2 separate regions of the Homo sapiens genome follow, and region 1 is linked to region 2. Evidence: chromatin loops called from intact Hi-C (ENCODE). Cell type or tissue: lower leg skin. All regions are shown on one strand. Links, peaks and the distances in the headings refer to the core of each region. The heading gives the core; the rest is flanking DNA. Region 1 has its middle 52 kb from the start of SHISAL2B. Region 2 overlaps CWC27 (CWC27 spliceosome associated cyclophilin).

Region 1 (12,558 bases), core at 1,629-9,628, 150 kb before region 2:
GTATGCTGATGGGACTTATCTAGCCAGGAGAGAAATATTGATCATGTAGGAAGGAGGGGAGCTCGTTGAAGGAATGAAGTTTTGAGAAGGTGAGAGAGAGTGTAGGATCCACTTTATAAGTAGAGGACTTGCCCTTAGGTAGGGACTCAAACAGGAATTTTAAATTCCTGTTTCTAAATGCCACCAGTATATTAAAATCCCTTGAGATTTTTTTTGAAAGAAAAAAATAGATGTCCCACAGTAGATTAATTAATTCAGAATCTCTAGAAGTGGGATTTTGGCATCAGCATTTTAAAAATTCTACATATAGCTCGTGTTGATAATCACTGATGCATTGAAATGGGAGTGAAGTCAGGTTGTGTGAATACAAATACAGGTAGTCTGATCTACTTGGTGATGGAAGAATGAGGCAGTTCTCCTCTGATTGCTTCTATTTTCTCAATGAAATAAGAAACAAAGTCAGAGCTGAGAGGGTGCTGTTGATTTGAAGAGAGAGAGTTAGGGCATGAAATAATTTTTGGAAGTAGGAAAGTAAATTTACTCATGAAATATAATACAATTGCAAGGATTTGCAGAGGGCCCACTTGAGACTTCTGGGGAAAAATGTAATATGAGACTAAATTAGCACAGCTGTGTTTCTTCTCTAGCCACATCCATCCGGGTACAGAAGGAGTAGGTGGAGATGTTCTTTTGTGACATTTGAAGCAGTTGCCACCACTTGACTCCTGACTGAAGTTACAAAGTGGAGGCGGCTGCCTTTGGAAATTTCCTACCTCCCGCCTGCTTCCTCAAACTACTCCAGGCTGACCTAACCCTATCAGTATGATCTAAAAAGAGGAGCTAGTAAACCTAAATGGAATTCTAATTGGTAGAAGAGTTGAAGGAAAGGAAAGGAGATTTTAACAGTACCTTACTGAGCCATAATTTACATGAAGTACAAAATGTACAAATCTTATTGCTTAACAATTTTGCAATTTCTATACACCAACATGTGATCACCACTAAATCAAGATATAAAAACTTTTTTTTTTTTTGAGAGAGAGAGAGAGAGAGAGAGTCTCACTGTCACCTAGGCTGGAGTACAGTGGCACGATCTCGGCTCACTACAACCTCTGCCTCCCGAGTTCAAGCAGTTCTCATGCCTCAGCTTCCCGAATAGCTGGGATTACAGGCATGCATCATAGGCCAGGCTAATTTTTGTATTTTTAGTAGAGATGAAGTTTTGCCATGTTGGCCAGACTGGTCTCAAACTCCTGACCTCAAGTGATCTGCCCGCCTCAGCCTCCCAAAATGCTGAGATTACAGGCATGAGCCACTGTACCCGGCCAATATATAAAAACTTCGATCTCATTCTATGAAGTTCTCCTCGTAACCCTATAAAGTCAACATTCCCCTACAAAAGTTAAACAATATCGTGATTTCTGTGCCCACAGATTAATTGTGCTTGTTCTTTAACTTCGTGTCAATGGCACCATACAATATGAACTCTTGTGTCTGACTTCTTCTGCGTAAGGTTTTTGAGAATAATCTACATTGTTTCATGCACCAGTAGTTTGTCCTTTTGTTACTATTGAGACTGCATTGTATAAATAGACCACAGTTGTTTATCCATTGTCCAGTTGATGGATATTTGTATGTTTCCAGGTTTTTGCTTTTATGAATAAGGTTGCTGTGAATGTTCTTTTTGTGGACATATGTACTCATTTCTTCTCGATATCTATCTAGAAGTAGAATATAATCTGAAATTTCCATGTTATAGAATAGGTATATATTTAATTTCATTGGAAATAATTTTCCACAGTTGTCTATTTTATACTCCAACAGCAATGTCAGAGCATGCCGGGTGCTCCACATCTTCACCAATAATTGATATTATTAGTCATTTTGGCTGACAAAATTGTAGTGGATGTGAGAAATAATATTTCTATTTTTGTCATTTTATTTTACTAGTCACTGACTTGAAGCTCAGAGAAATAATATTTCTGAAGAAGATATTCAGGAGTCACTTGTCCACTCTAGACATGGCACATCAGGTCAAAGTGCAACAACTCCACACAAGAAGGAAATGGATCTGAGAACCTTTATCCTGAAAGGCAAGCTGGTATGTCTTAGAAGGGTGGCAGTGAAAAAAGGACTCTGCACAGATTGAGTAGAACATGAGAGTTGGGGGGAAAGGCAGCCACATCTTCTGAAGCCTGTTAAAAATATATATTAAACGATACTTGTCAAAATATGGTATAGACTTTATTCAGGACCATCATGGTAGGTACAGGGACCACTGCAATGGGATCTTGCAGTGTGGGAGAGAGACTGGGCTCAACTCTGAAAACACCATGGGCAAGTGGGAATTTATAGCCAGGGAGCAAGGTGGGGGTCAGAGGATGGAAAATTACTGAGAGGAAGCATCAGGGGTAGGAGGGATTCTGGCTAAACCAATCTAACAGGATTCTTGCTGAAGACCAGCCAGGCTGATCAGACATCATCCAGAAGATGGTGGAGAATGATCAAGGATGATCAGAGGTCAAGGATGAAGGGTTATTGCTAAACTGACATAGCAAGTTCTTTGCTACACCTGGATTTTTACAAGGAAGTACACAGATGGGCCTAGGAAGAAGCTCAGAAGCCTGACTAAAGTTTGGCCAAGCAAAGAATCTTTGTAAAGTTCTAATGTGTGACACAAGGGATTGAGTTAGCTAAACAAAAGCACAACTCTTGACTTTTGTCTCCTCTCCTGTCCTCTCCTCCTCCCAACAAACATTCTCCCAACTCAGTATTGAATCCTTTGAATCCTTTGATTCTCTTATTTGATACTGCTTAGATTCCTTAGGAAGCACAGCTTATGGAGCCCAAGGAAGCCAGAGAATGATTTAAAAGGAGATTCCTCCAATTCCAGTCTTCTGAAGGTTACTTTCCCATCTCATTAGGTAGAAGGACACTGGCCAGCACTCATATTCCCAGAATGGGAGGCTATAAGCATGATTCTCTGATTTCTACCTTGAACTCAGAGACAGCCTGGAGTCAAAAAAAAGACCCTGACACAAGAGTTTCATTTGTTCATTCATTCATTCACATATAGATACATAGATGATACATACATGTGTGTTGAGCCCGGATGTCTGCGGTCTCTCTTTTGTGCCAGAGATTGCCTATTCCCTCTTCCTGGGCATCTCTCAGGCCTAAATCTGTTACTCTTCCTGTTGCTAAATCCCCAAGTGAGCGCAGGAAGCAGACAGGAAGTCATCTGCAAGAACTGACTTATAATGTCCCTTCCAGTCTTAACAGTTAATCACTCCAGAAGACCAGCCTCATTCATAAACATAGCTCTGTGACTGGTGCTAGTCATTTTTGATGTGATTCCTTATGACTGATTGACTAGTAGCTTTTTAATGAGGCCTTCAGACTCTATGCCAATGGTCTTAATTACTGTTGCTGATACATTTAAAACATAACACCACTGCTTTTGAAAAACAATTTAAAGTATACAAGTGTAGTTCACAATATGCCCTCAAGATGGCAGTACAATAATACCTTGTGCTTCACCGTATCTTCACATATTTTTAATTCTGCTAAATTATAAAACATGTTGAGGGGGAAACTTTATCATAAGAGATTGAAAAAAATGAATTTTTTGTTTTGTATTATTCTATTATTGCTACAGGAGCATGTCTGAAATAATAGCATCTCACATCTGCATTGTACTTTAAAGTATGAAAAACACCATCTCTCCCATTATTTCACTGAATCCTCACAAAAAATGAGTGTGATGATTATTTTCATTTTATGTAATAAAGTCCAAAGATTAATTATGAATGACATACATAAAACATTATGAGTTCATGTGCTCCAGTAAGCAGCATAACCAGTTTTCCAAAGACCAGAATTCTTTCCTGCAAAAAATTCTTATCTGCTTAGCAAAAAGCAAGTATCTACAGGTCCAATAACACTTTAAATATCACAGGTTATTGTGATCCAGTAGAGGTTTGGGGTTAAAATCATAGAATTTGGAGCTGAGGTTGTCTGATAAGTAGGGTGACCAACTTATCCTGGTTTGGCAACGACTTTGCCAGTTTTAGCTCTGAAAGCCACACGTCCTGGGAACACCCTCAGTCCCAAGCAAACCTGGACAGTTGGTGATGAGCTTCCTGAGTCACCTGTCCATTGGTTACCTGTTGATTGTCCAACAGCACTGTGAAAACTCCTCCAACTGGTGCCCAGCACACCACCTTACACTTAATACTAGCCAATAAATTTTTGTTAAATTCTAATTCAGCTTTGTGTTTTGCTCAGGAAAAAAAATCTTTTCTGCTGTTTCCTAGGTAAGACACAATCTTTGGACTCACTCTTGTTGATGCCAGACTCAATAGTTCAGCCATTTTGGTATCATTTTCTCATCTAGTGTCAGCGTGGTTCAAACTTCCATGAAGTTTTAGTATTCAGAGACGACTTTTTGAAAGGGGACAGCAAAGTACAGGAACTGAAAGATATTGTGCACAGAAGAGAAGAACCTTTCTCTGCTTGCCTCTACCTTAACATGGCGTAAGGCAAAACCAAGCTCTTTCATATTTCAGATACGTAAGCACTTCATCAACATTGAATATATATACACAAATGGTCAGTCTTTCCTTGCTTCACCCTTTAAACTCTCTTGGATATGTGAAGATTAACATGCCCCTAAGAACCTAAAAATAAAGTGGGATCTCAGAGTTGAGGTAGACAGGAGAGTGTATGTGTGAATGTGCTCACACACAAAGTAGATGGTATGTACACAAATGTGGGAAAACCACCCCAGACACAATTCCCTGGACATCATTGTGATTCTGCTGCCTTCTGTCCCACTCCAGAAAGCAAAGTCATTAAGCGCATTAGGAAAGCCAAAAGACTGAACGGAAAATACTTTGGGATAAAGACGCCAATGCCCTCCTTAAAAGAAAAAAAATCTTTGATACTTGTGACCTGTACAATGCTAGAAATTAAATTGTTATTCAATGTCAGAAATTAAATTGCACAATGCCAGAAATTAAATAACCAATAAATTGTTATTCCAAAAAGTGCTTTGATATTTGTACAGGTCACAAAAAATCTTTGATATTTGTGACCTGTACAATGCCAGAAATTAAATTGTTATTCAATGCCAGAAATTAAATTGCACAATGCCAGAAATTAAATAACCAATAAATTGTTATTCCAAAAAGTACACTGAACATGGGGTAGCATCTATGAAAAGTGAATGGCTATAAACTTTTAAAGTCATTGTACAAGTTCACTCAAACTACTTTCAAATGTGAAAAGTAAATGTAGCTTTCTTATTTTTCTAATCTTCACCCACCCTGACATATCTTAATCTCTTCAGTTTCAACCATTTCTTTTCAGTACAAATGGCCCTTTCAGCGACATGCTGCCCCTCAGATGTTCCTCCCCAGCCTCCTCACAAAGATGGCATCCCCACATAAATCCTGTGAGGAGATGGGTGTCAGACGTGACATGGCCTGTGGCTCTCTTACCAACGCGTTCCTTGCCTCATGTCACACTGCCACATCAGCAACTGGAGTCAATGGCTGATGATTTTTTGCGGCTTCCTCGTGTTCCTCTCTCCTGACGTGGCCCCACCGGGGCACTTCCCTCTGTGTAACCTCAAGTCTTGCTGTAAAGTCTGCTCCCTCCACAGGCAGTGAGCCCCACGTATCCAACTGTGTGGAGGGAGGGGACTAGGGAGAAAATGTCATGAAAATGAAGTTTTGAAAATATCAAGCTGATAGGGTGGGGTTTTTTTTCCTTTCTTCTCTCCAGTAAATTAAGTTCTCAGGCTGAGAGCCATTCTGTCATTATAGCCCCCAGAGAAGGATGGAGAGGAGTGAGAATACCCTTCAGGAAAGGATAGAATGGAGGAGAAGTTCTAACAAGCCAGGGGGAAGTGACAATTTGGCCTCTTTCAGACACTAGGAGATTATGGAGAAGAGAAGAGGACAGAAATACAGAAAGCAAGACTTCCAGTATTTGTTGTCTGACTTCTGACTTCTAGGCTATCAAAGAAGAGCAAGCTAGACAGTCTGAAGAGAAAGCTGCAGACTTTACAGAGCTACCCCCCTGCATCACACAATTCCAGGGGGGCACAATCATATGAATGGCCCTCTCAGCAGCTCCAGCCACTTCAGAGTAAACCTGGAAGGGTTATAAGGTCACATGGCATTGGGGCATTGCTAAGTCTTCCCGAGCTCCCGGGGATATGGAAAGTTGCTGTCGCTCCGTGTGGCATGTGGTAGGACACAAAGGGGTTAATGCTGCTGACTGATAGGTTTCTTGGGCTCATCCTACAGTGCGAGCCATGTCTACAGGGCAACTACCCAGAGTGAGAACCAAATGGGAGTTCACAGCCAGATGTCAGGGGGAAACGCCATATCCCTGACCGCTGAGGTGGGTCTGAATCAATGGACAATACCTCAGAGAAGACAAGACAAAGAGAAACTAGACCACAAGGTTGCCTGCTTCGTCAGTAAACTTCAGCAATGGGAGCCAGCAGGAGGAGCAGTGACAAGATGGAAGGGGGCCATTATTTTGGCAGAAGCCAGGGAGCACAAAGATCCACTCACAGATCACAGTCCCCTCTCCTTCCCGCCATTGCCTCAAGAACATAAGACCAGGACCCCAAGAGCCACCTTTGCCAGGGACAAGGCATTGGGCGAAGAACTGTGAACGATGAAACACTTACTGGAAAGTCAGAGACTAAAAGGAAACCATTGAAATCAGAATAGAATGATAAATCCTTACTTGCAGTTCTCCTGGCCCACACTACCCAAGAGAGTAGGAGTCAGGGAGGGGATGCATATAAGAAAAATTAGATTAATTGTCAACCACATTTTCTTTGCACTTTTATTGATAGAATAAGTTAATATGCCATTCTGCTGTAATAGTTTATAGAAAAAGTTTTTACTCTATTGATAATTCAGCAAATAGGTCCTTTAATAAATTACTCAATCAGCTAATTGCTAGTCCATAAATCACTATTTGGCAAACTGGTGCTCTGCAAATTGGTTTTCCAGCAAACAAATCTTTTGATAAACTGCTTTTTAGTAAATTGATCTGTTTCAGCCTACAGGGAAGAAAATACAGAGAATCCTCACTCCCATGATGTTTATTTTTACTCTGTATGGTCTTAGCAACTCAAAGTTTGCACTATCTGAAAGCACTTTAAAATATATTTATATTGCTTTCATATCAGCATCTGCAGCTTCACCATTATGGTATAAACATAAAATCTAATGAATTGTGCATGACTAGTCACAAATCTGGTGTGAGTGGCTCTCCAAATACAGTTCTAGTCTTTTCTAAATCTTCTCGCATGACCAGAATGCAACAGAGGAAAGGGGGAAAATGGGGTTGGGAGGCAGGTGAGGCAAGGGGGGATGAATGATACAAATAACCCTGAAGCAACCTGGGCTGACCCTGTGAAAATTCACAGAAAAACTACAAGTCTTTTTTGCCTGGAGCTTGCCTGCCCTGTGCTATCTTTGAGACACTCAGTTGTCTCTACTTCAAACCACTCTGTATTTCCACAAAATACAGAATTCTTTGTCCTGGCTAAACTTTGCTGGTGCACAGCGTGCAACATTTTTTCTAAGGCCAACATACCAAAAGATGAGGCTTGTGTGTCCCCAGGAGCATCTGTAGTAAGACACCCTTATAATCAAAATTACCCCCAATGCCATACTTCACAGTATCCCTGCCTAATTGGTTCGATTCTAGCTCTCTTTGCTCCAACTCAATGTATGCAAGTCTGTGTCTTCCTGATCTCCCAGAATACCAACTCTCCCCAACTCCCCTACCCTGCCCCATTCACCCCGCCACAGTACTGTCTCTTGTTCTCAGTGTCCTCTCCTGATTACTCTCCCTGCTCAAGGCTCCCCAATGGAACCTCCCCTCAATGACTTCAGCCCACATTGATATCTCCATTTTTTCTTTTTTTGAAACCCTATAAGCACTGCTTGCCTGTATCACACATTCTGGCTCTCGATACCATCTGTCTTATATTTACCTATACTATGTATGTGCCACTCCATAAGCTTCTTGAATTGAAGTGCCTTGTCTTTGTTCTGTGATGAGGACATCCATATGAACTCTACTAAAGGCTTACAGAATTTAAAGGAATTTTCAGCTGTAGCTTTGCTCTGATTTAGAAATAATTGTGCTTGCTCATATGCTCAAAATAGACACCATACCAAATCATTTAGTAGAAAGAATGCTTTCAAAAGGATTTTTGTAATGACAGGGAAATATGGTATTCAGAAATGGAACTGAATTGGTTCTTTAAAAACAACTTTGGAACATAATATTCTTCTTACAAATTTGTTGAACACACAGACCTAGAGTATATAGATATTTCCGGGAAAAAAATAAATGAAGTGTTATAGAATACATTTAAGATCCAAATGAGATAAAGAGACATACCCGTAGACTTATATCTCATTTGGATCCTAAATATATTCTATAACATTTTTTATTTCAATTAAAAAGAAGAAAAACTTAGAAAATGCAAAGGCAGAAAATAAAGAAATAATCTTCATGTCACAGTAGGTCATAAATTGAATATTGGGTGTTTTTAAAGAATGAATATGGCCAGGTGCAATAGCTTACGCCTATAATCCTAGCACTTTGGGAGGCTGAGGTGGGAGAAGCGCTTGAGCCCAGAAGTTTGAGACCAGTCTGGGCAATGTAGTGAGACCTCATTTCTACAAAAATATAATTAGCCTGGTGTGGTGGCAGGCACCTGTGGTTCCAGCTACTCAGGAAGCTGAAGAGGGAGGATGGCTTGAGCCTGGGAGGTTGAGGCTGCAGTGAGCTGTGATCGCACCACTGCACTTTAGCCTGGATAACAGAGTGAGACCCTGTATCAAAAAAAGAGTGAATACAATATTGGAGAAGAACGAAAAAGCATATAAACTAATAAATAGGAATCTGAAAACAAAATAACTTTTGATGAAATGTTCATATACAAGTCTATCTTTAAATCAATAGTTTCTTAAAATTTCCTAAAACAAACAACATAAATTTGTTAATGTAGTTTATGTATATCTCCAGAGTACAAGTATTAAATGCTTGTGGGCATTATGATACATTCCTTTTGCTCTACTATGATTGGTTAATCCTTAAAGTATTGAATTTTCGTTTGGAAATGTCAGCTAGAGGTGTGAAGATATTGGAATGAAAAGGCAGAAGAAATAAAGGCTAAGAAAAAAGAAAAATAAAGAATTTTATTTTCTTTTACAAAATAAAGAATTTTGTAAAGAAAATTCTTGTAAACAAAAACAAAAGCATTTTGTAAACATAATGCTATCTATATACTGCTATGAATATTTTTGATGTGTAGGTATCTAAATGTTAGCAGTATATATTTAAAACCATAGTGACAGGCCGGGCACAGTGGCTCACACCTGTAATCCCAGCACTTTGGGAGGCCGAGGCGGGCAGATCATGAGGTCAGGAGATCAAGACCATCGTGGCTAACACAGTGAAACCCCATCTCTACTAAAAATACAAAAAATTAGCTGGGCATGGTGACAGGCACCTGTAGTCCCAGCTACTCAGGAGGCCTAGGCAGGAGAATGGCATGAACCTGGGAGGTGGAGCTTGCAGTGAGCCAAGATTGCATCACTGCACTCCAGCCTGGGGGACAGAGTGAGACTCCATCCCAAAAAAAAAAAAAAAAAAAAAAAAATATATATATATATATATATATATATATATAGCGACAAATATTAGAAGAAATAGCTAACAGATTTGAAAATAGTACCTTTGTCTAAAGGAAAATGAAAATGGAATAGTACAGGGAACAAGGACTTGTTTTTTTCATTATAAGCATTGTAATACTAACTGATTTTTGAAACGATTCATCTATTGCTATGAAAAAATTAAAATTAAATTTTAGCAAAAGTATGAGATACTAAGAGCTGATTGGAGGCTCTGCAAGCCTGGGTGCAGTTTCTCAGTTGATAGTGACCTCAAATTGGGGTGACTGGGTAGAGAACTATATCTACATAGGAGGGGGATCTGCTGCTGTTATTAAATGAAGGCCTTTTCTCTGAAGCTGTGTTCCAGAGAAAAATCCATGAAAGGAAGTTAATAGTGTCTACAGGTGCCCAACCAAAATTTAAGTGTAAGCATATTTTTAGAGATTTGGAGATTATCATCAGAACTAAGCAAATTCAACCTCTAAGAAGAAAGACTGGTGGTGAGTAGGATAGAACAGCAAATTAGGCCAGGCGTGGTCACTCACACCTGTAATCCCAGCATTTTGAGAGGCAGAAGCCAGTGGATCACTTGAGGTCAGGAGTTTGAGACCAGCCTGGTCAACATGGTGAAACCTTATCTCTACCAAAAAATAAAAAATTAGCCGGGCATAGTGGCGCAGCCTGTAGTCCCAGCTACTTGGGAGGCTGAGGCAGGAGAATCGCTTCAATCCAGGAGATGGAGGTTGTAGTGAGCCAAGATCGCTGCCACAGCGCTGCAGTGTGGTCAACAGAGTAAGACTCTGTCTCAAAATAATAATAATAATAATAATAATAACAATAGCAAACTATTGCTTTCCATTACAAGTCCATTTTAAACATGTGCACATACTTTTAGGAACACTTAAAAAACTGAAACCTTTTCTTTCACTGCAATCCATTAGGAATCCTTTCCGAAATGTAAATAACCACTTGCCACAGGAATAGTGCCATTTTCATCTTTGTTTCTCCCACATGACAGAGTCTGGTGCTTTGCACATATTAAGTGACCGATTGCTGTTGAACGAATGCATGAACCTTGTTATATACCTTCTGCTGCATGTTCTCCATGTGCCCTTCCAGATTCCTCTTCAACTGTTTCTACTCTGTCTGTTGGGAGGCTCTTCCAGGAGACCTAACTACAGGAAGAGAAAGAGGTCCAGGTGACTGTTCCACCAGCTCTCTTTCTCTTTCTCTCTCTAGGTAGGTAACAGTTCCACAGTGGCTGTGTTCCCTGACCCAAGTTCACAACTTTTGCTAGGCAGCCTTTTTCCTATAGCTATAGCTCTCACCAGATTCCAGTAGCCACACCCTCTCCTTTTCCCTTCATATCCAGGGAAGGTAACAGCTTCCTGTGCCTACTAGTCCCTTGTCCTAGTCCTTTCAGGCTACTATATCAAAGTACCATAAAATGGGTGACTCAATAAACAGAAATGTTTTTTCTCACAGTTCTGGAGGCCAGAAGTCTGAGATACAGGTGCCACCATGGTCGGTTCCTGGTGAGGGGCCTCTTCTGGGTTGCAGACTGCCATCTTGTATCCTTAGGTGGCGAAAGGAGACAAGGTGTCTCTTTTATAAGGTCACTGATACCATTCACAAGGGCTCTGCTTTCGTGACCTAACCACCTACCAAAGGCCTCATCTCCTAATATCATCATATTGGGAGTTAGGATTTCAACAGGAAATTTAGAGTGACACAAACATTCAGCCCATAACATCTGTGTATGTTTCATCATCCTACCTAAACCCACATCTCTGTACACAGTCCTTTCTTTACATTTTTTCTATTTCCTTTTGATTCTTATTATTAATTTTTGTTCTACTTTCTGCTCAAACCTTGACAGATGCAACATCTACCTAATGTCTTTAATCAACCAAATTCAATACATCTTTAAGGGACACGGCATTGTGCAAAGTAATGTGGAATTATGATATGATACACTCTTGCCCTTTAGTTGTTCAGTCCAGTAAGGAAAACGGGAAGAAATACAAATAATTATATATTCATCATACTTATACTCATCAAAGAGAAATGAAAAATATTAAAATAGGATGACTGGTAAACTCACGAAGGGCAGACAGTCTTTAAATTAGCTTTTTTCCCCATTTTTTTACTAAAGGAAGTTTTCAAAGGAAAGTGAATGAGAATATATCTGCCTTACCCTCTGTCATAATTGGGTTAGAATAATTACCTTAATAAACATAGTTCTGGACCTGGGACTCATTCCACAGCTATATCTTGAAATATATGTATTTCAAGATGTTTGATAGTTGATATGTGCCAATAAGATGTATAGCAGAGTCCTAGATCCTTTAGTATTAATGAATGCCTAAATGTTATCTTAAAAAGCAGGAAATACCAGACATTCAAGAATTTACAGACTTAGAGACATCCCAGGATAGAGGGAAAGGAAAAAACTTTCCTGACTCTATTCTTTTTTTGTCTACCCTCGTTAGCTTTGTCATGTGAGAGGTTATGGTATTTTGGCAGGAGAAGAGTGGAATTTGTAAACCAAGATTTTTTAAAATTATATGGTAGGCAGTGAAGACTTACCAGTTAAGAGCATGGATTTTGGAGCCAGGCCAACTGCTTGGGTTCAAATCTTGACTCTGCTACTTCTTTAAGCAAGCTGTTTAGCATCTCTCTGCCTCAGCTATGCCATCTGTACAATGAGGATAATAGCAGTCCTTATTTCATAGGATCACAAAGAAAATTAGATGAATTAAGGTGAACAGAGAACTTGCATATAGTACATGCTATTTTAGTATTAGCTATTGTATTTTTGGCACTTATAAAATCA
Region 2 (12,558 bases), core at 3,145-11,144:
TATCTCAAGATAAGCCATAGTTATGTAATGACCTCAGGATAGTAGTTGCTTGCTTGCATTCTCTCACTGGCTCTCTGTCGCATGCACTTGCGCTGTCTCTTGCTTTCTTTCTCTCTCTCTCTCTCACTCCCCCTCTCTCTCCAGTCATGTCTCTTTCTAATATATTCACACTGGGTAAGAGTGACATTTTGAAAATGCAAATCTGATCATGTGCACAGTGCTCAAAAAGTATTGGTTGGCTGCTTATTATGGGTCTAGATGAATATTCATTATATGATATATACTGGGGTATATTTTATATTCAAATTTGAATATGAATTTGTAGCATTTGAGTGAAGATATTAGTTTGACCTCACATTTGTGTTGAACTTGAAAATGTGTAGTTTGCTTTCATATTATTTAATCTTCAGATTGACACTGTGCCTTAATTTATGTTATTAGATTTATGAGAAAATGGAGTTTAAGACTGTATAGCTAGCAAAAGGCAAGACTCAAACTCCTGACTGCTACATACAGTGTTAGTGTAACTGATGAAATGGTTACCTAGGAATATAGGAGAGATACTTTAAGACCTTTTGGTTTTTATAGTATCTATTTGTAACCAGAGGGAATTTGTCTGCACTAGGGAGCTCTTGTAAATGCAGCCCAACTGCCCTGCAATGGGAGAAGGGACTAAGCAAAAATCAGCTGGTCTTCCTTTCTACTTCTTATGTACTGTGTACTAAATACAGTTGTTAGAATACAGATTATAATTTTTAAAATATGCATTGTATATCCAGTTATACTTTGCAAATATAAATAATTATGAGGGTGTCTCCAAGACACTAAAATAGGAACTTTATAAATTATGTCAGTAACTGTATCAGTAAAATGCCTGGCCCACAGTAGATACTTGATAAATATTTTTCATTGAATGAGTTATATTCAGGTTGTATTCAGTTGCAGGTAATAGAAGACCCAACTCAAAATGATTTAAATAATAAAGACATTTATCCTCCTGTATGTCAAGAAATCTGGTGAAATCTTTAGGGAAGCTCAGTGAAATCTTTAGGGAACTGTGCTTTTTCCATCTTTCTGCTTTGTAACCCTCAGCATGTGATTGAATCATGACTGCCTAACTCGATGATTGGCTCAACCACAACCTGCTTTGTTGCTATTTGCTTTTTGTTTGTTTTTACAACAACAAAAATAATAGCTTTTGTTTATTCAGTACTTCATACTACATATGTTTTCCTCTTGTGCTTACCTAATGTAAGTACAGAACTAATTTCAGTGATGTAAAATTTCTTTCCTTCCACCTAACGGATTTTTTGAAAAAACTGTGGTGAAGTTTATATAAAATAGAACTAACCATTTTAAAGTGTACAGTTCAACATCATTTAGTATATTCACTATAATGTGCAGCCGGCACCTCTATGTAGTTCTAAAACACTTTATTACCCCAAAAGAAAACTCTGTATCCATTAACCCAGTCATTCTCTATTCTCCCCTTGATATGGTTTGGCTCTGTGTCCCCACCCAAATCTCACCTTGAATTGTAAACCCCATAATCCCCACATGTCTAGGGCAGGACCAGGTGGAAGTGATTGGATCATAGGGGCATTTTCTCCCTTACTGTTCTTGTGATAATGAGTGAGTCTCATGAGATCTGATGGTTTTATAAGCATCTGGCATTTCCCCTGCTTGCGCTCACTCCATCCTGCTGCCTGAAGAAAGTGCCTGCTTCTCCTTTGCCATCCGCCATGATTGTAAGTTTCCTGAGGCCTCCCCAGCAATGTGGGACTGTCAATTAAACCTCTTTCCTTTATGAATTATCCAGTCTTGGGTATTTCTTCATAGCAGTGTGAGAATGGACTAATATACCCCTCCTCCACCCACAGCCCCCAGCAACCACCAATCTATTTTCCATCTCTGCAGATTTACCTATTCTAGATATTTCTTATAAATGGAGTCAGACAATATGTGACTTTGTGTTTGGGTTCTTTCACTTAGCATGTTTTTGAAGTTCATCCATTTTGTAGCATGTATGAGTATTTCATTCCTTTTTGTGACAGTCATATTCCATCATATGTATATATCACATTTTATTTATCCATTCATCCATTGATAGACATTTGAATTGTTTACACCTGTTGGCTCTTGTGAATAGTGCTGCTATGAACATTTGTGTGTATTTGAGTACTTGTTTTCAACTCTTTTGGATGTATATACAAATATATATATTTTGGATATATATATAAACAATCGATTCTTTTGGATATATATAGAAACAATATATATAAATATATGATGTTTTGTAAAAGCAAATCTGATCATGTGCACAGTGATATATATATTATATATAATTTATATATCAAACAATATATATCAAAATTACTTATAACTATAATTACTTATATATTATATATTATTTATGTGAACTATATATATTTACACTTATAAATTATATATTAATATATAAACATATATATCACTTGTATACACACGCGCACACGCGCGCACACACACACACACACACCGGAATCATAATTGCTGGATTACATGCTAATTCTGTGTTTAACTTTTTACACTATTTTATATTCCCACCAGCAATGTAAAAGGGTTCCAGTTTCATCACATCCTTACCAACACTTATTCTTTTAAGGTTTTTGATGTTAGCCATTCTAGTGGGTGTGAAGTAGTATCTGATTGTGGTTTTGATTTGCATTTCTCTAATGACTAATAATATTGAGCATCTTTTGTTATGCATGTTGGTCATTATTGCTACTTCTTAATGTAAATTCTCTTATTCAGGCAAATTCTAATTCCTGCTTCCCACTCAATTTGTCGCTTATACTTTGCCTCACTGAGATGCCATGCTTCTGCCATTCCCAAGTTAACTTCCTTTTCTTCTATGAAGTATCCTAATGATTTTAGGTTCCAGATAATATATAGTATAGGAGGTCATATACAGTCTCTCCTGTATATTTATGAGTTCTAAATTATATACTCCAATTGTATATTTTTGAATTACATATAAATATTAATAATTTATTTCAATCATTTAGCAAACTGAGCTAATTGGACTCAAGTATGTATTGTGTTATTTGTTTTATTTATTCAAAGTTTCTTGAGGAGGGTGTATTGATGGTTCTAGACCTATAACTAATAAGTAATTTTGATATATTATGAGTTTGTGTGTTAATAAATTAATTTCCTGTGAGGAAAAGAGGAAGCAGTGGGAAATAAGGTATTTATCTTTGCCAGGGTTTCTCAGTCTCCATACAGTTGACATTTTGGGCTGGTAATTCTCTGTTGTGGGAACTGTCTTTTGCAGTATAGGGTGTTTAGCAGTATCCCTGCCCCCTACTCACTGGATGCCAGTAGTATCCCCCATTTGTGATAACCAAAAATATTTTCAGAAATTGACAAATGTCCCCTGGGGCACAATATTGCTTCTCCTCCCTATCAGAACTCTCTAATTTCTGTTTTGAAGACCAGTCCAGAGTTTGAGAGAATCCTAGAAATAAAAACAAGAAGTCAACAGTGATGGTTTCTGTAGAAATGTGTGCTGTTCTGAGAAGTAACTATTTTATAAGAAGGAGGATACAAAAGGTTTTGGCTGGGGAGCGTATTTAACATTCTGGAAAATAAATCTTTTGACTCTAGCTGTATTAATTTTGGTAACTGTAGAGATGATTAATTTTAGACATTGATAAATTATTTTTATTTTTTTTTCAGCTTATTATGACAATACCATTTTTCATAGAGTTGTGCCTGGTTTCATAGTCCAAGGCGGAGATCCTACTGGCACAGGGAGTGGTGGAGAGTCTATCTATGGAGCGCCATTCAAAGTAAGACTGAATTATTATTTTTATTATTATTTTTGTTGTTATTATTATTTCCAAGTCAGTTTGGATTGCTTAATCGAAAATGATTGTGTTCCACAAGAGGAAAAAACGTTTCACATTAGTATATAAACATCAGGCTGGGTGCAGTAGCTCATGCCTGTAATTCCAGCACTTTGGGAAGCCGAGGGGGGCGGATCACTTGAGGTCGGGAGTTTGAGACCAGCCTGGCCAACATGGTGAAACCTCATCTCTACTAAAATTACAAAAATTAGCCAGGCATGGTGGCACACGCCTGTATTCCCAGCTACTCAGGAGGCTGAGGCAGGAGAATTGCCTGAACCTGGGAGGTGGAGGTTGCAGTGAGCGGAGATCGCACCAATGCACTCCAGCCTGGGCGACAGAGCGAGACTCCGTCTCAAATAAATAAATAAATAAATAAATAAATAAATAAATTGTCTGTAAAAGATGCATTAATCAAGAACAGGTCAGTGATTTCTTAACTGCCAACATAGATCTAAGAAGAAAAGGAGTTAATGTCATAGTGAAGATAATAACAACAGCAGGTTCAAGTAAAAGCTAAAAGTTGTGTTTGTTATTAATTTGATGGCACCAATATCATGTTCTTTGAATGAGTAAATATTGGTATCTCTTAAAATATGGGAGTTTTTGAAAAATTCGTTTTTATATTAAGGGAATAGATTGCATTTTCCTTTCATCTTTTAATGAGTCATTGTGTGATTCTTGAAGAAAATACTTGAACTGTTAGCTTTAATTTCCAGATGATAATGGCCTTAGAAATGTGGAATAGTTATTTTAAAAGTCTCAGATGTCACTTTTAGACTATTTTATATTTTACCATGGTAAGACTTCTCATGATTTTAGATACTCCGTCTAGTCGGAAGCATTCTTTTATTCTTTTATTTGGTGTGACAGAATAGCTGTTTTTGACAATTCCTTCCTAATTTGAGATTTTTGCTTCATTATTTTCAGGTAATACAGTTATCTTGTTACATTTTTCAATTAGGTCATTTTGAATACAGTATACAGAGTTATGATCCATTGAGTTCAGATCTCTTGAGAATTATTTATTAAGGAAAAATATCTTCCTTTGTGAAAAGCATTTATGATATAACATGACTACATTTATAAATGAGTTCTGTATCAGGCTGGATGGAAATTCTGTTAACTAAGAGACTAATATATTTGTTAAGTAGCCCTGTCATGGTGAGAAAACCACCTTAGAAAGGCTTGTTCCTGCTCTTTTGAAAACTGGCAAATAGAATCAGTGCCATTTCAGAGAAGATTCAACTTAGGACTTTAAAAAGACATGGTAAAATTACATAACACAATCATAGTAGATTATTTGAATTAAAAAACAAGAACAAAGCAATTGTTTAATGACATTTAGAATGAGATGGGAAGGAGTAATAATTGAATACTCTGCAATGGCTCAAAGGTAGTTTTCTGGGAGAAATAATAGAAGATTTCAAAAGCATAGCTGACTTTGGGATGAGAATAGGGAAATGACTTAGAAATCCATTCCCCCTTGGGTACTCTTCCTTTAGATGTAACTAAGCAGCTTTCTACAAAATAGGGTATATTTCTGTCTGAGTATATTTAGAAGATACAGTCTAGTGAATTCAAGTTTAATAACATTGAAAGAATAGTAAATACTTGAAAATCAATTAAGTAAAATGTCTGCATTTTTTATTAGAAGTTGTATGGGACCTTGCAGGTCAAGTTGAATAACTGCATATGAAGGGTCTTATAACTGAGGACATTCACTAAATCTTTTTACATTTCAGGATGAATTTCATTCACGGTTGCGTTTTAATCGGAGAGGACTGGTTGCCATGGCAAATGCTGGTTCTCATGATAATGGCAGCCAGTTTTTCTTCACACTGGGTCGAGCAGATGAACTTAACAATAAGCATACCATCTTTGGAAAGGTTAGTGTCCAGTGATTTTAAACCTGTGGTTCAGTTTTTGGTTTTATGTTATTCCTTAGACTTCTAAGATACATATGATTAACTTATCTAAGAGCTACCTTTGTAAAAACATTCCATAGGATATGTTTATTATTTTCAAAAATGATGGAATATATTCCTAATATAGTGCACTATGAGGGAGCATCTAAGTTCTTTTTGGATCTTTCAATTCAGTCATTAGTTGTGACTTTAGTGTATTCCTTCTTTAAAATCATAGTAATGGTATGAGCTAAAATGTGCCACTTAGCCAATATTGATTTTACACTTTTGGAAGGACATTTAGGTAATAATATTTAGTAGTTTACAGTTTATTTTCTTAATGATGGATTTTCTTAAGTTTAAAGTGGAATTTGTGTTGACATTGAAACTTCTTACTGTAAATATTACTTTGAATAGTACCTATTTAATCCTGCTCACATTTAATGTCATATTAGGGAACGTCCTTTCTATAGAATTTTTAACAATTCCCTTTAAAAAGGGATTCTGAAGGTTTTCTTCTCTCACTCTTCTCCATTCTCATAAATATGTTTCTATATGTTTTAAGTCTTAGGCATATCGGACATCACTAGTGCATCAGCGCCCTCTGCTGGTTCAGTAAGAATGGTTTCCCCATATACTGGGCAAAACTGGATTTTTGTGGTGATGAAAGGGAAAAAAACAAATTCAGTACAATTGGAAAGCTGGTGTTGTTTTAAAACTCTTGAAAAACACTGAATGAAAGGAATCACACTAAAACTATATGTTGCAATGTTGTTGGTTAATACTTATTAATAACAGTGGGTTAGGAAATATGCATTGGCACATTCTTTTGAGCCACTCCAGCACAGCCTGTCTGATGTTTATAGATTCCCTCCATTTATTCCTTAAAAATAAGAGTGTGTAATAAAATGAGATTTAAGTTGCCATTCTGCATCAGTTTTTACAATTGGGTTATATAACTAACACATCAGAGACAATGTGTAGCATAGTTAGAAGTTAGAAAGGCCATCACTGTTGGTTTTATACCTTCTTTGATCCTCATTTTTCTTATCTGTAGAAGGATAATATTAGTTCCTACTTTTAGGTTGTTTGTGAGGATTAAATGAGATAATGTCTCTAAAGCATTTACCACATTGTTATTGTTATTTGCTTATTTTATCCTATTCCAAAGTTTAAATTTGTTTATGATGTTTGAATGAAAAGTTGTCATTCAGTAGGAGATTATTTGGCATTATATTATTAATAAAAACTTACATTAAATATATATTGGAAATTTCCAAAAAACTTATTGGGGGATTGAACTCCATCCATGCTTTTCTCCTTTAAGATAAAGTTGCTTTATTTGCATTATTAAATGCATATATTTTTATGTAATCACATGAAATTTTCTTTTAATTATTTGAAAGATGTTTTCAAAGGTTTTCTCTTAATTCAAAGGATGAGTGCAATAATTTTCAATTACATTATATTTTTAATTTGATAGGTTACAGGGGATACAGTATATAACATGTTGCGACTGTCAGAAGTAGACATTGATGATGACGAAAGACCACATAATCCACACAAAATAAAAAGCTGTGAGGTAGGAGCATGATTATTACGAGATACAGCACTTACATTGTCGTTTAAGAGGAATTGATTCTTAGTATTTTTAAACTATTGGATTAAGGCTTTATACTATGTTAACATCACAACTCAAATTTTATCTCTAATTTATTTGGGCACCGTTTCTAGTTAAGAATTTTTTTAATTAAAGATTTTAATTCAAAGATGAAACTTTATCTGATAATCCAATGACTGAAAAGCTTACCTCATAATGGAAAGTTAAAGGAATTAGGTTTATTTAGCCCAAAGTAGTGACTTCATAGGTAATTTAAGAGTAATCTGCTGGGCACGGTGGCTCACACCTGTAATCTCAGCACTTTGGGATGCTGAGGTGGGTGGATCATGAGGTCAGGAGATGGAGACCATCCTGACTAACACAGTGAAACCCTGTGTCTACTAAAAATACAAAAAAAATAGCTGGGCATGGTGGCATACGCCTGTAGTCCCAGCTACTCAGGAGGCTGAGGCAGGATAATCACTTGAACCTGGGAGGCAGAGGTTGCAGTGAGCCAAGATCACGCCACTGCACTCCAGCCTGGGCGACAGAGCAAGACTCCATCTCAAAAAAAAAAAAAAAAAAAAAGAATGACCCTTCATTGAGGAAGCAAGAATACTTGATTTGGAATCAAAGCATCTGAGTTGATCTTGTTTACTGTGTATCATTTACATTTTCTTAAATATTTTTCCCTTTTGTAAAATGGGGATAAAATATCCCTTACTTAATAGCACATAGGATTATTGAGAGAATCCAGTGAGGCCGTGTAAGTGGAAGCATGTTGTGTAGTAAATATATATCACTATACTAATAATGTTTATGTGGGGAAAAATATAGACACTATACCACTGGAATTACATACGGGGTTTGATTTTTTGTGAAATGTTAAAAATGGAATAATGTTTTCGAAATATTTTTTTTCATAGGTTTTGTTTAATCCTTTTGATGACATCATTCCAAGGGAAATTAAAAGGCTGAAAAAAGAGAAACCAGAGGAGGAAGTAAAGAAATTGAAACCCAAAGGCACAAAGTAATCATAGTGGAGAGATTTTTCTTCAGCTTGAAAAATGACACTCATTCATTTAGTTTACTATATTTCCTTTTATAGTAATTGTTTACTAGCAAAGGAGAGGCCAGTTTGAACCAGAGAGATATTGGAATTATGAGTGTGTGGTTGTATTAGTTCATTTTTACACTGCTATAAAGACATGCCTGAGACTGAGAGATATTGGAATTATGAGTGTGTGGTTGTATTAGTCCGTTTTCACACTGCTATAAAGATATACCTGAGACAGGGTAATTCATAAAGGAAACAGGTTTAATTGACTCACAATTTCACATGGCTAGGGAGGCCTCAGGAAGCTTCAATCGTGGAGGAAGGCGAAGCAGTCACCTTCTTCACAAGGCAGCAGGGGAGAGAGCGAGTGGGAAGGAGGAACTGTCAAACACTTATAAAACCATCAGATCTTATGAGAACTCACTCAGTATCATGAGAACAGCTTTGGGGACACCACCCTATAATCCAGTCACCTCCCACTAGGGTCCCTCCCATAAAACACATGGGGATTGTGGGAATTACTCGAGATGAGATTTGGGTGGGGACACAGAGCCAAACCATATTAGTGGTTTTGTTTGTTTGTTTGTTTGTTTGTTTTCCTAAATGAGCAACTCTTGTATTCAGGTGCAGTATATCTTAAACTTAAGCTACAAACATGTCATCTCAGTTGTTCACATGAAATCTGTGTTAATAAATAGATACATATTTTATGATCCCTGTAACAATTATTTATATAAATGAGTTGTTGAGAAACTTGTTTGTTGCTTATTTTAAAATTAATATGTGCTCACTCAGTATAAATAGAAAGTAAAGTATAAAGAATATTTTTAATGACTGCATGATTGCATTATGCAATTTAACTTGTATTTAACTTTTTACTCCTTTTATGTTGCTATTAAAAATAATATTATTATAAATATTTTAAAATATAAAGCTGTTTCATTCAGTATTCTGGTTTATTTCCAGAAGATAATTTTCCAAAAAATAGGAATGAAAAAATAAATTTCAGTATTTTGGACAATATTCTACATTATTAATACTGTCTGTATATACTGCAGAGTTAGATTTCAACGTACTCTTTTACTGAATCGTAGGATCCTTATTAGAGATTTTATTGTAAGTATAATTGTTAGATTTGATCAATTCTAGATATAATCCTGCCAAACCTAGTTAATAAAAGGCAAAGTTGATTAAACTTTCTAAGCTTCAGTTACCTCTTCCTATAAAATGGAGATTAGAATAAGTTCAACTCCTGGTTGTTATGAGGATTAAATGAGAAGAGGTATGTTAAAACACCCAGTAGTATAGGCATTCAATACCTATTAGTCTTTTTCCTTGATATCCTACAAATACAAAGTTAAATTGTTTTATAAAGTGTCAGATATGAGCCAGACACTTTAATAAGCAGTTAATTCCTTGTGGCAAAATAACTGCTTATTGGAATTATTTATTTGATTTTTAAAAATTCTTTGATCAGCTTATTTTGATTAATCTATCTCTGGATGAAAGGTCACTGTCACTGTATTCATATGCAGTGCGTCATCACTATGATTTATCTTAACAATAAACTCTAAAGTCTTTTTTTGGTGTGTTTTGCTTTGTTTTTGTTTCCAGCAAATATATTGGGGATGATATGTTGGTCGTTGCTTGCTTCTAGGCTTTGGGAAAAAAAAAAATCTGTTTCACTGCCACATCTTTAATTTTTCTATTTGAGAGACAGTTTTAGTAACTTGTTTATCTTACTTGAGATTACTTTTGTTTGATGAATCAGAGGAGACAAACCTAGTTTTTTCTCCTTGTGGGCTATTTTAGTTGTTCATTGCTCATATTTTTTTGTCTGACAATTTTGTATACATATTAATTTTAAAATATTAAAAAATATTTTGCCAAATACTAGATTAATTGCTTCCCATTTGTAGCACTCAGGGATATATACTTATTATTTTTCAGAAACCCCCATTTTGCTACCAGTTTTGATAAATATAAAAAAGCTTAATTATTTCTGTCATGCTTTACTCAGTAAATTTAATGGTAATGCTCAGAAGGGATTTTTGGTCATTAAAAGTTAGTATAATATAGGAAACATTGGTGCTGTGAGGCAAAAGCTTTAACATCATACTGAAAATACAGATCGTTAGAATACTTCTGCTGAATACTGAGTAATATGGTCTTTTTTAGAACAGTCAGAATGTATTTCTTCTTGTAAATTCTGTTCTCTTGCTCTGAAAATAAGGTATTTATAAGTTTGATTTGACTTTCTCTTTCTTTTTTTTTTTCTTTCTTTTTTTTGGACTAGAAATTTTAGTTTACTTTCATTTGGAGAGGAAGCTGAGGAAGAAGAGGAGGAAGTAAATCGAGTTAGTCAGGTAATCTCTAATTTGCCCTTTGTTCTAACTTACAAAAGAGATTGGGGTCTATATCTTACTCACTATTGTATCTCCTGCTATATCTGGCACAGCATGTTTTACATGGGGCAGGCTCAGTAAGTGTTCATTGAATTTGTAAATTGATTTGTGGTCAGTAATATTTGCAACTTTTGAGATTATCCTATTTATTTTTAATGTTGGCATTTTAAAAAAATCAGTTTGAACTAGACTTGCAGTTTTTTGAATGGTTGGACTTTATGATTCAGATCCTAACTGCTATTTTTTCAGGTAGTATGTTAGATGATAATGATTATTATCATTACTGATATAAACAGTCACAGACCAAAACTCTTATATTCATTTTAATGTTATTTATATATATTTTGTTTATTTCATTAATTCTCATTACAGCCCTTTGAGATGGGTGATATTATTATCATCCTCATTTTACTCATGAATACATTCAGCTATAGTTTATAATTTGCTCAAAGTAACATAACCAATAAGTAGCTACAGATGGGAACTGAACGCAGGTCTTTGTAACTATTAAATCCATGTCCTTGAATTATGCAGTGCCTCCTGGCCTTTTTATTCTGCTAGTCCTTCCTGTAGGCCTTTACATGTGGTTTTCTTCAATATTGCTTGCATCATAATACGCATTACTGAAACACGGTGTCATGCCATTGTTTAGAGCAGTAATTCTGGTGTGTATACTACAAGAAAACTGTCTTCAAGGGTTTCTACTCCTAAAGGTTCTGATATGCCTTTCTTTTTTGAAAATTAGTGAATACTGAGAACTAAAGGATTAGGTTTATAGTCTTTATTGTTGTAATTAAAACTTTATAACCTATAAGCCTTACTTGCTTAACATAATTATCTATTTCTTACCAACTCTAACAATAACATTGAATTAAAAGCATATTATTATTATTCTTGTTTTTACTTCTTTAGCCATATGTTCCCTTATTAGTGAGCACGGTTTTGCAGGCTAATGTTGGACGCCTAGTAAGCACTCTACTTAATACCCCTTGCATTAAAATGTAATTAAAATGGTGTGTATATGAAATATTTTGGTCATAACTTTTTGTTGCTTTTTATTGTATCCTTGAGTGATGTATTTGATGCCATGGATTCAATTTCCATTTACCTGTACACCAACATTCTAAACTCTAGGAGATAAGGCCAAATATTTCTCCTGGGCTCTTATCCCTTGTTCAGAGTTGCTTTAGGAAAGGTCTCTAGATGTCAAAACTAAATTCATTTTTTTACAAAAACTTCATTTCCCAATTCCTTAACGTCACCAATCACTCTGTCACCTCAATATCTGAAGAGTCATCTTCTTTAGATGTCAGTGCACTAGTCTTGCATTGTTTATGATTCAAATTTATGCCTCATCAAAATGATTTACTATGTGTCATGATTCTGTGGTTATGTTTGTGAATGGACAAAACCATGAATGTTAGATCTAGAAATTGCCAGGGTTCCTTTTCATTGATGTTTTCTAAAGATGTCAAGTTTCCTTGCATACCCATACTTTCCTCACAGTTCCCCCACCCCTGTTTTTCCTTTTGCCAGGAGTATGCTCTCTCCTTAAAGTGTTTTTCCTTTAAGATTTAGGTCTACTATCACCTTCTACTACTTCTACCTCCCCCTGCCACTGAACTCCCATCCAGGCTAAGCTAGGTACTTCTTTCCATGATAATCTGTCTATGCCCATCAAAACATTTATCCTACTGCA

What was found. Hi-C counts contacts between places; a loop is a spot of excess contacts. Peaks named below come from ENCODE experiments on the same cell type or tissue, not always from the same donor. Only the 100,000 strongest peaks of a DNase experiment are listed, where the experiment ranks them.
Region 1: a loop joins it to region 2, with 8 times the contacts of the local background. A loop is called at or near these places in 100 of 110 quality-filtered maps.

What each region holds. Positions count from the first base shown.
Region 1 is chr5:64,631,765-64,644,322 of GRCh38, forward strand. No RefSeq gene overlaps it. Among named protein-coding and RNA genes, the nearest start is that of SHISAL2B, 52 kb to the right of the region's middle. RefSeq lists an enhancer at 5,566-5,735. In lower leg skin, for the core only: no CTCF peak of the experiment used is centred there; no DNase peak of the experiment used is centred there.
Region 2 is chr5:64,778,201-64,790,758 of GRCh38, forward strand. CWC27 (CWC27 spliceosome associated cyclophilin) reads left to right here. Exons shown (of 14, transcript NM_005869.4): 3 at 3,721-3,833; 4 at 5,636-5,779; 5 at 7,281-7,379; 6 at 8,324-8,427; 7 at 10,751-10,820. Among named protein-coding and RNA genes, the nearest start is that of CWC27, 16 kb to the left of the region's middle. In lower leg skin, for the core only: no CTCF peak of the experiment used is centred there; a DNase peak (open chromatin) is centred at 6,401.